Linked DNA regions of Homo sapiens: region 1 is linked to region 2. A link is a contact called in ENCODE Hi-C or POLR2A ChIA-PET data. All regions are on one chromosome and are shown on one strand. The core of a region is the stretch at or near the end of the contact, and the rest is flanking DNA. Distances in the headings are between cores, read along the strand shown. Region 1 overlaps ASCC1 (activating signal cointegrator 1 complex subunit 1). Region 2 holds the start of PSAP (prosaposin).

Region 1 (5,170 bases), core at 690-3,189, 260 kb before region 2:
CAAGGAATGCCATCTCAGTCAGTGGAGAGGGGACTTGGGCTCTGGGGACACACAAGCCTTTTGGTACTATTTTAATGGAGACAAAAACAGGAGTGGCCTGCTGATGGGTTGAAAAATCACAGCTGTTCTACTGACTTAACAGCCTTTTTGCTGCTCTCCTAATAGAGGCCACGATGTTGATAAGAATTGCTCCTCCCACAGACTGCCCTTGACCTTTCTCCTTGGATCTGAGGTGCCCCAGGCCTTCTGGAAGGGCATTATGTCCTCTCTTTTATTGGCTATTATTAGCTACTATAATATTATTGGCTCTCACACCACTGATCACTGCAGTCTGATGTTTCAGATTAAAAGTGGCATCTTGGGCAGAGTTAAGCTGTGTTTGGAGATGACTCTAGGATAGTCACTACCTGCCACCCTCATTGTCTTTTATTCTGAAGTAGATGTTCCTATTTTGGTCTTTAAAAATATTACAGCCCTATGAGACCAGATAATGACTGTAGAGCCTGTAAGCTGTCAGAGTACCTGATAAACCTTCTTCCTTTTTTCTTTTAAGGATACTCTGCATTTTGGTTCCTGCAGTGATGCATTAGAGATTATAGTCAGTGAGTGACAATAATAATCAGAGCTCAAAATTTCATCTTATAATTTATCTTTAACTGCAGAACATCTTTGTAAAGGATCATCCCTGTTTAAAGATGGAGAAATTGGGGGAGGGAGTGGGTCTGTAGTCATTGATAATGTCGACCAGCAATAATGGAAAGGATCAGAACTCAGTTTTTAAAAGTTTATTCAAGTGAAAAGCTGGGAATGGCCATTTGGGAAACAGGGACTTCACAGAAATGAGGTCAGTGCTTAAAGTTAAAAGTTAAGGTCCTGCTTATATAGGCAGAAAACAAATTTAGTAGGATTATAACATTTTCTATACAAGGTTGGTTTATGAGCTATAATTTAGTTAATTACAGTTTGTTTTCTTTTCTGTACAGCTTGTTTTCACTTCCTTTCCAACTTAGGAGTGTAGGACCTGGCATGGTGGCTCACGCCTGTAATCTCAGCAGTTTGGGAGGTGGAGGTAGGAGGATCACTTGAGCCCAGGAGTTTGAGACCAGCCTGGGCAACATGGAAAAACCCTGTCTCTATAAAAAATGCAAAAATTAGCCAGGCATGGTGGCATGCACCTGTAGTCTCAGCTACTCAGGAGACTGAGGAGGGAGGATCTCTTGCGCCTGGGAGGTGGAGGCTGCAGTGAGCTGTGATCACGCCACTGCACTCCAGCCTGGCTGACAGAGTAAGACCTTGTTTCAAAAAAAAAAAAAAAAAAGAAAAAGAAAAAGAAAAAGAAAGTATTTAACATACCATCCTAGATGATGTGATAGTCTTTTAAGTCTTTGTATGAGAAATGTAAGAGGGAAGTTTAATCAAAATGAAGATCAACAGTTAAAAGGGAAGGGATCTTCTCTGGCACTGTTTATTCATTTACAACCATTTACAAAACAGTGTAGGTGAGGAAAAAGGCTAATCTATAATCAGAAAAACAACAGTTACAGCTGCCCAGGTTACAGATACAAGTTTAAGTGACTCACATAATCACATTCCCTTAAGCCTTACAATATGTTAAGATTCCAACAGCTTAGATTTTGAATTACTTATTTTCACAATAGGAAAGCATTAAAAACGTCTAGTCTGCCCAAGAAACTTTTTGTGCCCTTTCTTCAGTAGAAAAGAAATATCAATTTTTTTGTACCTAGGTGAAGGTATGTGTGTCTGTGTGTAGAGGAGCATGACTTACCTTAGGGTAAACAGACTCAATTACATTCTTCTGTGATGATGTTTAGAAAGAATCCACTTGGGCACAGCCCATGTGAGTATTTTTAAAGTAGATGGAAGGTTTTTTTTGACCCCGGATGTGGTGGATCTCCATTTCCTTCTTGCCTCTTCCTACCTCCCACATTTGGTCTCCTCAGAAGTAATCTCACAGGTGGCCCAGAAGACAAATGCACGGTATTTGGCAGAAACTCAGAATTTTTTTTTTTTAGGTTTGAGGAATTTTAATAAACATAACTTTGAAACAAAATTTATTTTTTTGGGGGGGGGGTAACTTATTTGTGAACTTAATTCTTTTTGATGACTTAACTCCCAATAAAGTGATCTTAATTCTGAGTGAGATTAGTAACATGACATACGAAGAACCTTGATTTTTTTTTTTTCAAAATCGATTATATTTTTAGTCTGGTATTTGTATCTTTCTGTTTGCTCCCTGAAGTCATACTAGTCCTGTACCTACATGCCTCTTTTATGAGGAATGCATCTGAAATATACCATTATTTGTTTTGATGTTTTGCAATTGGGATCTTCCAAGGGCTGTGATGATAGCTTTTCACATCATTTGCTCCTCATTCTTTGCTATCTGGTTGTATATGCACAGCCTAAGGATGGACCTGCTTCCCCACTTGGCATTCTTTGGTACATATTTGTTATTGGAATTGAGAGGCCCATACACACTGCCTTGTGGACGTGGCCTTCCACTGGCCTGTATCCTAGGCCTCATCCCAGGAACTCTTAAATTTCTCTGACAGTATTAGTGGTCCTAGCTTGTCCCTGTTTCTTATATAAATGGGGATAATAATGCTCAGCTCTGGTTTATATCATAGCAATTTTTTTGGAGTTAATGAGCTGGGCTTTGTAAGACACTTTTAGATCCTTAGATGAAAGGTGTTATTTAACCACAGCAAGGCTTCATACTGGGAGTGCCTTCCCAAAGAGCTCAAAGTACTTGTCAGCCTGTCTTCTGTTCATACCATCCCTCATAGGGAGGTAGGTGGTTAAGTGTTATTATTAAGTACAAAATAGTGTTACTACTTTTATCTATAAACGGGATAATTGTGAGAAATAGAAGTTGGTAAACAGGCTGTGGAAGAAAAACACTGGGAAAACCTCAAAGTAGCATGCATTTGCTATTCCTATTCACTCTGCTTTGAGTTTCAAAAGTCTGATTGCCATACATGAGAACAATAGCATCCTTTCTTAGAGAGAAATATGACCTAGAACATCCTTCTAAATACTTGAATTAATTGAACCCCCTGTACTTACTTTCAGTTGCATCAGATTATATTCTAAAGGTTGGTTTATCTCATGTGTGTCAAGAATGATTATAAATAGCGTAAGACTTGAATATTTTGAATTTTCATTTTTAACTTCAAAACTGAATTTCTTCTTATTCAAGTAGTATTGAGACAGCAAATAGTTCACCGAGGCCACCAGCACAAGAAGTAGATTTTCTTAAAAGAGGGATCTTGGAAGAGAGTAACCACAGCTTTGTCTAAGATTGAAGAAAAGAGCGAGCCTCATTTGGGAAAGCCAAGTGAGCAGGGATCCCCAGCAGATTGTCACTGTGCTGTTGCGGACTGGCCATTTATTCGGTTCTATAGCCCGAGGTCACAGATATAAGAAAAGGCCCCTCTCCACCCTCCTCCCCACCTCTGTTTGAGATTGCCAGTTTCATTTTGGCAGCCTTGTTGCATTTGGAGTTATTTCTGGTCTTTGATGGCTGTGTCACAGGGCAATGGGGAAGGAGTAGAAGCTTTGAAACGAATGCAAGGAAAAATAACCACAGTGAGCCCTTAAATCTTGCTATTTGTTTTCTTTCAGTGTATACCACAACATTACCAGAAATCAATAATTCCCTTTGTGTTCTCCCTAGGAAAGAAACATGTACAAACTGAAAATGGTAGGCTTCACAGATCATGTGAGCAGGGGACAGCAGGATGGTTGGATTTTATCTTGCCATTGTTTGTCAGGGAAAACCTTGATTTTGACCAAAAACCTTTCATCAAAGGTCTACATTTCTCTCTTTACTTGGTGATAGGAAAAGTTTGTTTAATTTTCTAAAGATATTATTGATGCAGGATTTTTCTTGACCTCTTCGTCAGACTTGTGACGGGGGTGCCCCATTTATTTGGCTCTCTGTGCTCAACCCCTTGTGGGAGGGAGCACGTGAGCAAGTGAGTATGGGATCTGGCTGGCCATTTTGGGTGCTGGCAGAAGCAGGCTCTGTGTGGGCCCCGTGGCAGTGTCTAGGTGAGGGTGCCAGCGATCCCCAAAGCCCCAGAGGGCATGTTAGAATGTTCTCTTTGTCCCGCTGTCTGTGGACAGCAGCGTGTGATCAGCTCAGTGGTACCCTTGCCTCGTCATGTGGGGTGGCTGCCCTCTGCCACTGAGGGCAAAGGGCCAGTGTGACAGCCTTTTCTGGGTACCCGCACCCAATGGGTCCTGAACTCTTGTCTGGCATCCAAGAAGAATGAGGTTGCCCAGACACTTGAAGGATGTTGAAGGCAGAGAATTTTATTAAGTGATGGAAATGGCTCTCAGCAGACATGGGAGCTGGAGAAGGGACGGGATGGGCAAGTAATCTTACCCCAAAGTCTGCCTGTTTCTGGCTGGCTCTTCCCGGAAGTCAAGCCATCTCTCCTCTGGAGTCCAGCCATCCCTCTGAACTCAAGTCATAAGTCACCCCGCCCGGTGTGGTTTTAAATTTTCTTAAATCGTCCAAGTCAGTACTTATTATTTACTAATTATATCACAGCGATTGGCAGTTTTAATCCTATTTCCATTTCCTCATTAAATATTTGTAGTTTTGTGTACTGTTCGTTGTTATGTTCCTTTATAGCAGGTTTTAAAAAATACTGACTTCCATAACAACAGGGCTGTATGTGTGTGCGTGTCAGGGAAAATGTTTTCAGGTTTCAAAATCCCCAAGGGAATTGTTATAAAACAACAGTGAGGAGAAAAAATTCAACATGATTCAGACACCTTAACTAGATTCTTTTTTAATTTAAATTTTTCCTGTTAGGTCTGTTACTTTCTAAACAATACAACACTTTGTTCTTCATGTTTAGTTCAGGTTCAAAAGAGCAACCAAGTTTCTTTTTTTTAAACTTGTAGTTTAAGCTTTTTCATCTTTCCCCATTCAAATACCAAATTAAATATAGCCTTTTAGTTGACTCGTGCTTATTTTCATCCAGAATTCAATTAAAATGCTTCCAGCTGAGCTAGAGCCATCCGATTCTTAAACCAGGTCCAGGAAAAGCAGTGGCAGTGAATATAGGAACAGCAAGTGAAAGAACATGTTCATTTCAGTCTTTGGGAGTTGTCTGGGTCAGCGTTCCTCACTGTG
Region 2 (5,837 bases), core at 865-3,364:
GGGGATGATCTGAGGTCTCTGAGCGTCCTTTTGGCTTGGGGTCCTGTAACCTCTGCATGGAGCACTGGGATGCTTTGCTCCTCCATCTGCAAGGAGCTGAAGGATGGGGGATTTGTCCTAGAGCCCCAGCTCCCTTGCTTTTTTTGTTTGTTTTTTTTTTGAGACGGAGTTTCGCTGTTGTTGCCCAGGCTGGAGTGCAGTGGCACGATCTCGGCTCACTGCAAGCTCCGCCTCCCGGGTTCACGCCATTCTCCTGCCTCAGCCTCCCGAGTAGCTGGGACTACAGGCGCCCGCCACATCGTGCGGCTAATTTTTTGTATTTTTAGTAGAGACGGGGTTTCACCCTGTTAGCCAGGATGGTCTCGATCTCCTGACCTCGTGATCTGCCTGCCTCGGCCTCCCAAAGTGCTGGGATTACAGGCGTGAGCCACCGCGCCCGGCTAGCTCCCTTGCTTTTAACCAGTTGTTGTGTGGTCTGCCCCACGCTTCTGCCTGGCCTTGGGAAGCCCAAAGGTGGAGCAGCCACGAAGTCTCCATCTGGCCACTGAGGCCGACCTGTGAGGCGTCCAGTTGAGACCACATCTTGTCCCAACTCACTCAGCTGCCTCACATGGCCCACTGTGGTGCATGGGGCACACTTCCCCATCTGGCTCCCCAGAGGAAGTCAGAGCTGTGGTGGGGGCTGGGGGCACTTAGGGAGATTGCAGGGGAGCAGAACTGAAGGTTCTGAGGCCTTAGTCCCTGGGGTTGTTCTCCAGAGCGGATTGCAGATTGGAGGAAGTTGGAGGAACTGTAGGTTTGCCCTTCCTGGGTCAGGAAACCTGGCTTCGGGCCAGGTTCTATCTCTACCTGTTGTGTGACCTTGGATAAACGTCTTGCCCTCTCCTAGGCTCAATGTCCCTACAGGTAAATGACCTCTAAGTGCCTGCCCTAAGGGGCTAAGATTCCCCTCCTTTCCCTGCCTTGCGGTTGGCAGGTTCTTATCCTTCTGGAGAGGGTCATCATCATTCTCTGTTCAGGTCCTGGCAGGGGCAGCCACAGGCAGAGGGTCTTTGGGTCTTAATTTCTGAAGGCTTCCATGTCACATAAAACGTTGATTACATAAATTTGTTATGCTTTTCTCTTAAGCTGTCTCGTTACAGGAGTGTTGGTTGTGACTCTTATGATCTCTTATGATGGGTGAGGAATGGTATTACATCTTTAACGGTACCACAATGTGAGGCTTAAAAGTTTTTTGTTTTTTTTTTTTTGGTGATGGGAATCTCTCTCGCTCTGTGGTCCAGGCTGCAGTGCAGTAGTGCGATCTTGACTCACGGCAACCTCCACCTCCCGGGTTTAAGCAATTTTCCTGCCTCTGCCTCCTGAAATAGCTGGAACCACAGGCGAGCGCCACCACGCCTGACTAATTTTTGTATTTTTAGTAGAGACAGGGTTTCACCATATTGGCCAGGCTGGTCTTGAACTCCTGACCTCATGATCCGCCCGCCTCGGCCTCCCAAAGTGTTAGGATTACAGGAGTGAGCCAGCATGCCCAGCCCAGACTTGCCTTTGACCAGGTGCCACCACCTGCCCCCACGTGCCCCTGGCCAGGACTGAGCCCTGTACCCTGTTACACGACTACTTATTCTATGTGAAACCCCAAGCTATTCTATGTGAAACCCGCTACTACAATGGGCTAATTTTTTTGTATTTTTTTTTTTGTAGAGATGGGGTTTCACCACGTTGCCCAGGCTAGTCTTGAACCCTCCGCCCGCCTCGGCCTCCCAAGTGTTGGGATTACAGGCGTCAGCCACCGCGGCCGGCCAACAATGTGGAGATTTAAAAGGTATTTTACATATATAATCTCTGACCTATTCAATTAGTAGGGCTTTTCTTTTATGACCTTTCCCTTCCCTTTCTCCAAGTTCTTCCTCACTCCTCCCCATAGCCCTTCCTTTCGCCCCTCCCATTGCCCCCTCCTATTGGCCTCCCCTTCGCGCAGGCGCCCTCAGAGGCGCTGAGTCAGGGCGCTGTTGAGCTCGGGCAGGCCCGGATGGGGCGGGGTTAGCGCCTGCGCTCTGGACGGCTTTGGGGCAGGGCAGATTTATATCTGCGGGGGATCAGCTGACGCTCCGCATTGCAGACTGCGGAGTCAGACGGCGCTATGTACGCCCTCTTCCTCCTGGCCAGCCTCCTGGGCGCGGGTAAGCCCTGGGACCCTCATCCTGGGGAGGAGGTGCCTCGCAGCGTCCATCTGCCCCAGAATGGGCTGTGCCGGGCCTGGCCCCTCTGCTCCCCCTGCCCTAGTTGGCAAGGGGGCGCGCGCACTGCGCAGGCGCGTTCGCTGGCTTTCTCTGGCTTTCTCTGGGCGGCTGGGGGCTGCGGGGGGCGGGCTGCGAAAATGCCCCCGGGAGGACGGCCCAGGCCCTGGGCAGCATCTCCTTCGGGGCTCGAGTGGGTTCCTGCGCGGCTGGGGCCCCGAGGCCTTCCCTCAGGCTGCGCTTCCCACTGTGGGGGTGGGTGAGTCTTGTAGGGTGACCCCTTGGGCAGCTGTGTTGTGCCTGTGCTGGGCGCACGTGATCGAGGTGGGCTGGAGCCCCGTCCCGCAGGACACTTTGGCCGTTGGCTTCAGTTGCCTGTTTGTAAGGGTAGCGAAGCTGCAGGAAGCACATGTGTATCATCTATATTGACGTTTGCATATGTATTTACTCTGGATTCTAGGTGTTGACAAAACGAGTCAAACTCTGTAAAAATATTTTGAGATTTATTCTGAGGCAAATATGAGTGACCATGGCCCGTGACACAGCCCTCAGGAGGTCCTGAGAACATGTGCCTAAGGTGGTTGGGATACAGCTGGGTTTTACATATTTTCGGGAGGCACGAGACATCAATCAAATACATTTAAGAAATACGTTGGTTTGGTTCAGAAGGGCGAAACAACTCAAAGCGGCGGGGGGCTTCCAGGCCATAGGTAAATTTAAACATTTTCTAGTTGATAATTGGTTGAGTTTATCTGAAAACCTAGAATCAATAGAAAGAAAGTATTCAAGTTAAGATAAAGGATTGTGGAGACCAAGTTTTATTGTGCAGAGGAAGCTCTCAGGTAGCCGACTAAGAGAGCGAGCACGTTGTAAAATATTTCTATGGAAATGAAAGGGTGACTGGCTCTTAGTTGATTATCTCCTGGATCTGGAGAGGAAGGAAGGAAAACATAGGGGAAAGGGGATTCTCTATAGAATGTGGATTTTTCCCACAAGAGACTTTGCAGGGCAATTTCAAGGTATGGCAAGGAAATATATTTTGGGGTTAGATATTTTGATTTTTTTTTCCTTGTCTTATAAAATGTTATGCCAGAGTCAGATTGGAAAGTAAGTCACGATATATGGGGTCAAATAAAACCCATCTGATGAGAGTTTATGGTTTGTAGGGTATGATTCCTACACCCCTTAGATAGGAATTTGGGCAAGCTAAAAAAAATCGGAGCTTAATTCTCATAGGTATTGAAGGCGATATAGGGTTTTCTGGTCCAGTTATTTTGCCATGGGGTCCTCATTTCACTTGCTTTGAAATGTCTTGCATCTGGGTGCGGTGGCTTATGCCTGTAATCCCAGCACATTGGGACACCGAGGTGGGAGGATCGCTTGAGCCTAGGAGTTGGAGACCAGCCTGGGCAACATAGCAAGACCCCACCTGTGAAAAAAAGAAAAAGAGAAAAGAAAGTCTTGCACGCTATTGGCCGTTTTTTTTTTGTTTGTTTGTTTTGTTTGTTTGTTTGTTTTTTGAGACGGAGTTTCGCTGTTGTTGCCCAGGCCGGAGTGGTGCAATGGCGTAGTCTCGGCTAACTGCAACCTCCGCCTTCCGGGTTCAAGCCATTCTCCCGCCTCAGCCTCCCAAAGTTCTGGGATTACAGGCGTGAGACACCGCACCCAGCCCCCACCACAATGTCTGTTTTTTAGTAACTATATGTAGTTTAAGGGCTGGCTGCCATTTTTAACCTAGCTACCCAAATTTTAATAAAAAGTAACAAAGTGGATGACAGGGTTGATGCAAAACCGAAGAAATGAGTTAGCTTTCAGCAGCTCTCAAGAATGTATCTTGACCCTATACGAAGCTCTTAAATTTGTTTTACTTGTACACAATGAAAGATGATCTGCTTATAAAAAAATCATTTTGATTTTATACTCAAGCTTATACTGCAGTTATTCCATGGTCTGTATAATAAACTAATGCTGGTCTCTAAATTTTTTATACTGATTCAGGGCAATTTTTTTTCTTTCTTTTTACATTATCCATTGTTCTTGTTGACGTTGAGTCACTCCTCACAAGACCCTTAAGAGTTCTGATTCATTCACATCACCCAAAAGGGACTCAATCGTGTCTCGGGAAATATAAAATCCACCTCTGGTATATATGGGCTTATGGTTAACCACAATATTTAGTTAACCAAGGGACCCTCTTCCGTGAACACTCGGGTAAATGGGAGGTATTGTAATGGCCTTGGTTTAACTTTGCTGTCCTACCTTTAGGATTAGGCCAAAGTCAGTGCTGATAACAGTGTTTGAATGCTCCCTGGCCTTCACAGCTCTGGCCCCTTTGTGATATTGTGAAAATGTTACTCCTAAAATTTCTAGACATGATAATGAGTTTTGTTAGTGAAAGTGCCTGGTGACTGCAGCCATTGTCTGCTGCCCGAGAGGCACTTAGAACTTTCTTCGTGACACTGTCGTAGTACAGAATGCCACCCTGAATCGGGATGGGCTTTGTATTTTGTGTTTCAGTGATGTCCTGGTGGTAGAGACACTTGCTTTTGAGTTACTTTTCTGCCCATCCAGCTGCCCCTCCTTTTTCCCCACCTAAAAGCGAAAGCAAAGCCATGGCACCATGAGAGAATTGGAGAGCATGTAATCTGACCCCTTTGTAAGGAATGAAGACCTGGAGGTGCCCAGAGGTGACTCTCCCAAATCATAGACCATTTACTGGGGATGCCAGGACCAGAACCCAAGACTCCACAGTGCTCGCTTTTTCCATATCCCTCTGTCCACATGGACCTCTTAACTTTTAAAAACTTAGTGTAAGTTACATACGTGGACGATTAAGTAGACAACTTGATGAATTACCACAAAGTGAGCAGCCCCCGAGGTTGGGGAGCAGTGCAGTAGCATCCAGAGGCCCCTGTTCACCCATTCACTGCCCTGTCCCACTTGCCCCGAAGGAAACATTGTTAACCTTTGAACACCATAGATGTGAAGGCTGCAGTTTCGATCTTTTACAAATGGGATCATGGAGGGTATTGCTGTTAGGTGAGTCCTCTGGTGGAAAAAGGAGCGTGTTCATCAGCTAGGTGTAAGGCATGAGGGATGGTGCCTGGGATGTGGCAGGTGCTCCCTGAAGCTTAGATGCCCTGATAGCTGTCAGCTGTGTGGTGGCTAGCCTGCTGAATGTTGTCTACACCACGCTAAGACAGTTATGTTTTCTGGGGATGCTAGAAGGTGTTATATATATTCTTTCAATAACATGTGAATTTATAGCCTGGCCTGCTGAATATCAGTAGGAACTTCAGGTCTTGGCCTGTCAGGGATTTTGGATAAATCTCCTGTTTATTAATAGTAAATCAGTTTTATTCTGTGAAAATAAGAGTATAATTCCTGAAGAAAGAAGGGTTTGTTTTAACAAATCAGTGATTTGTCAAGTCCTTGAAGTACATTTGACAGGTTGTTTTGTTTCTTTTTTTTTTTTTTGGAGCAGAAAGTTTAATAGGCAGAAGAAAGGAGAAAGGAGAGCAGCTCTCTCTTGTGAGAGAGAGGCATCCGAAAGGGAGAAGCCTGACAGGTTGTTATTGAGATGGGAGTCTTGCTCTG

The links. Hi-C counts contacts between places; a loop is a spot of excess contacts on that map. ChIA-PET counts read pairs that join two places held with the same protein, here RNA polymerase II (POLR2A). Pooled maps may share reads with other maps.
Region 1: a loop to region 2 is called in a pooled map, with 5 times the contacts of the local background. The contact joins the enhancer-like site here to the promoter of PSAP in region 2. A Hi-C loop is called at or near these places in 5 of 50 pooled maps. POLR2A ChIA-PET finds 5 or more read pairs at or near these places in 3 of 52 experiments (GM10248, OCI-LY7 and activated T-cell).

What each region holds. Positions count from the first base shown.
Region 1 is chr10:72,104,225-72,109,394 of GRCh38, reverse strand. The region is part of intron 9 of ASCC1 (activating signal cointegrator 1 complex subunit 1); the gene reads left to right. Among named protein-coding and RNA genes, the nearest start is that of SPOCK2, 18 kb to the right of the region's middle. Within about 2 kb of position 1,939, at least 6 of the 41 ENCODE cell types and tissues checked have a DNase peak (open chromatin) inside an H3K27ac peak, as active enhancers do.
Region 2 is chr10:71,847,528-71,853,364 of GRCh38, reverse strand. PSAP (prosaposin) reads left to right here and starts at 2,114. Exons shown (of 14, transcript NM_002778.4): 1 at 2,114-2,183. The coding sequence starts at 2,144. RefSeq lists enhancers at 1,903-2,433, 2,434-2,964, 3,356-3,855.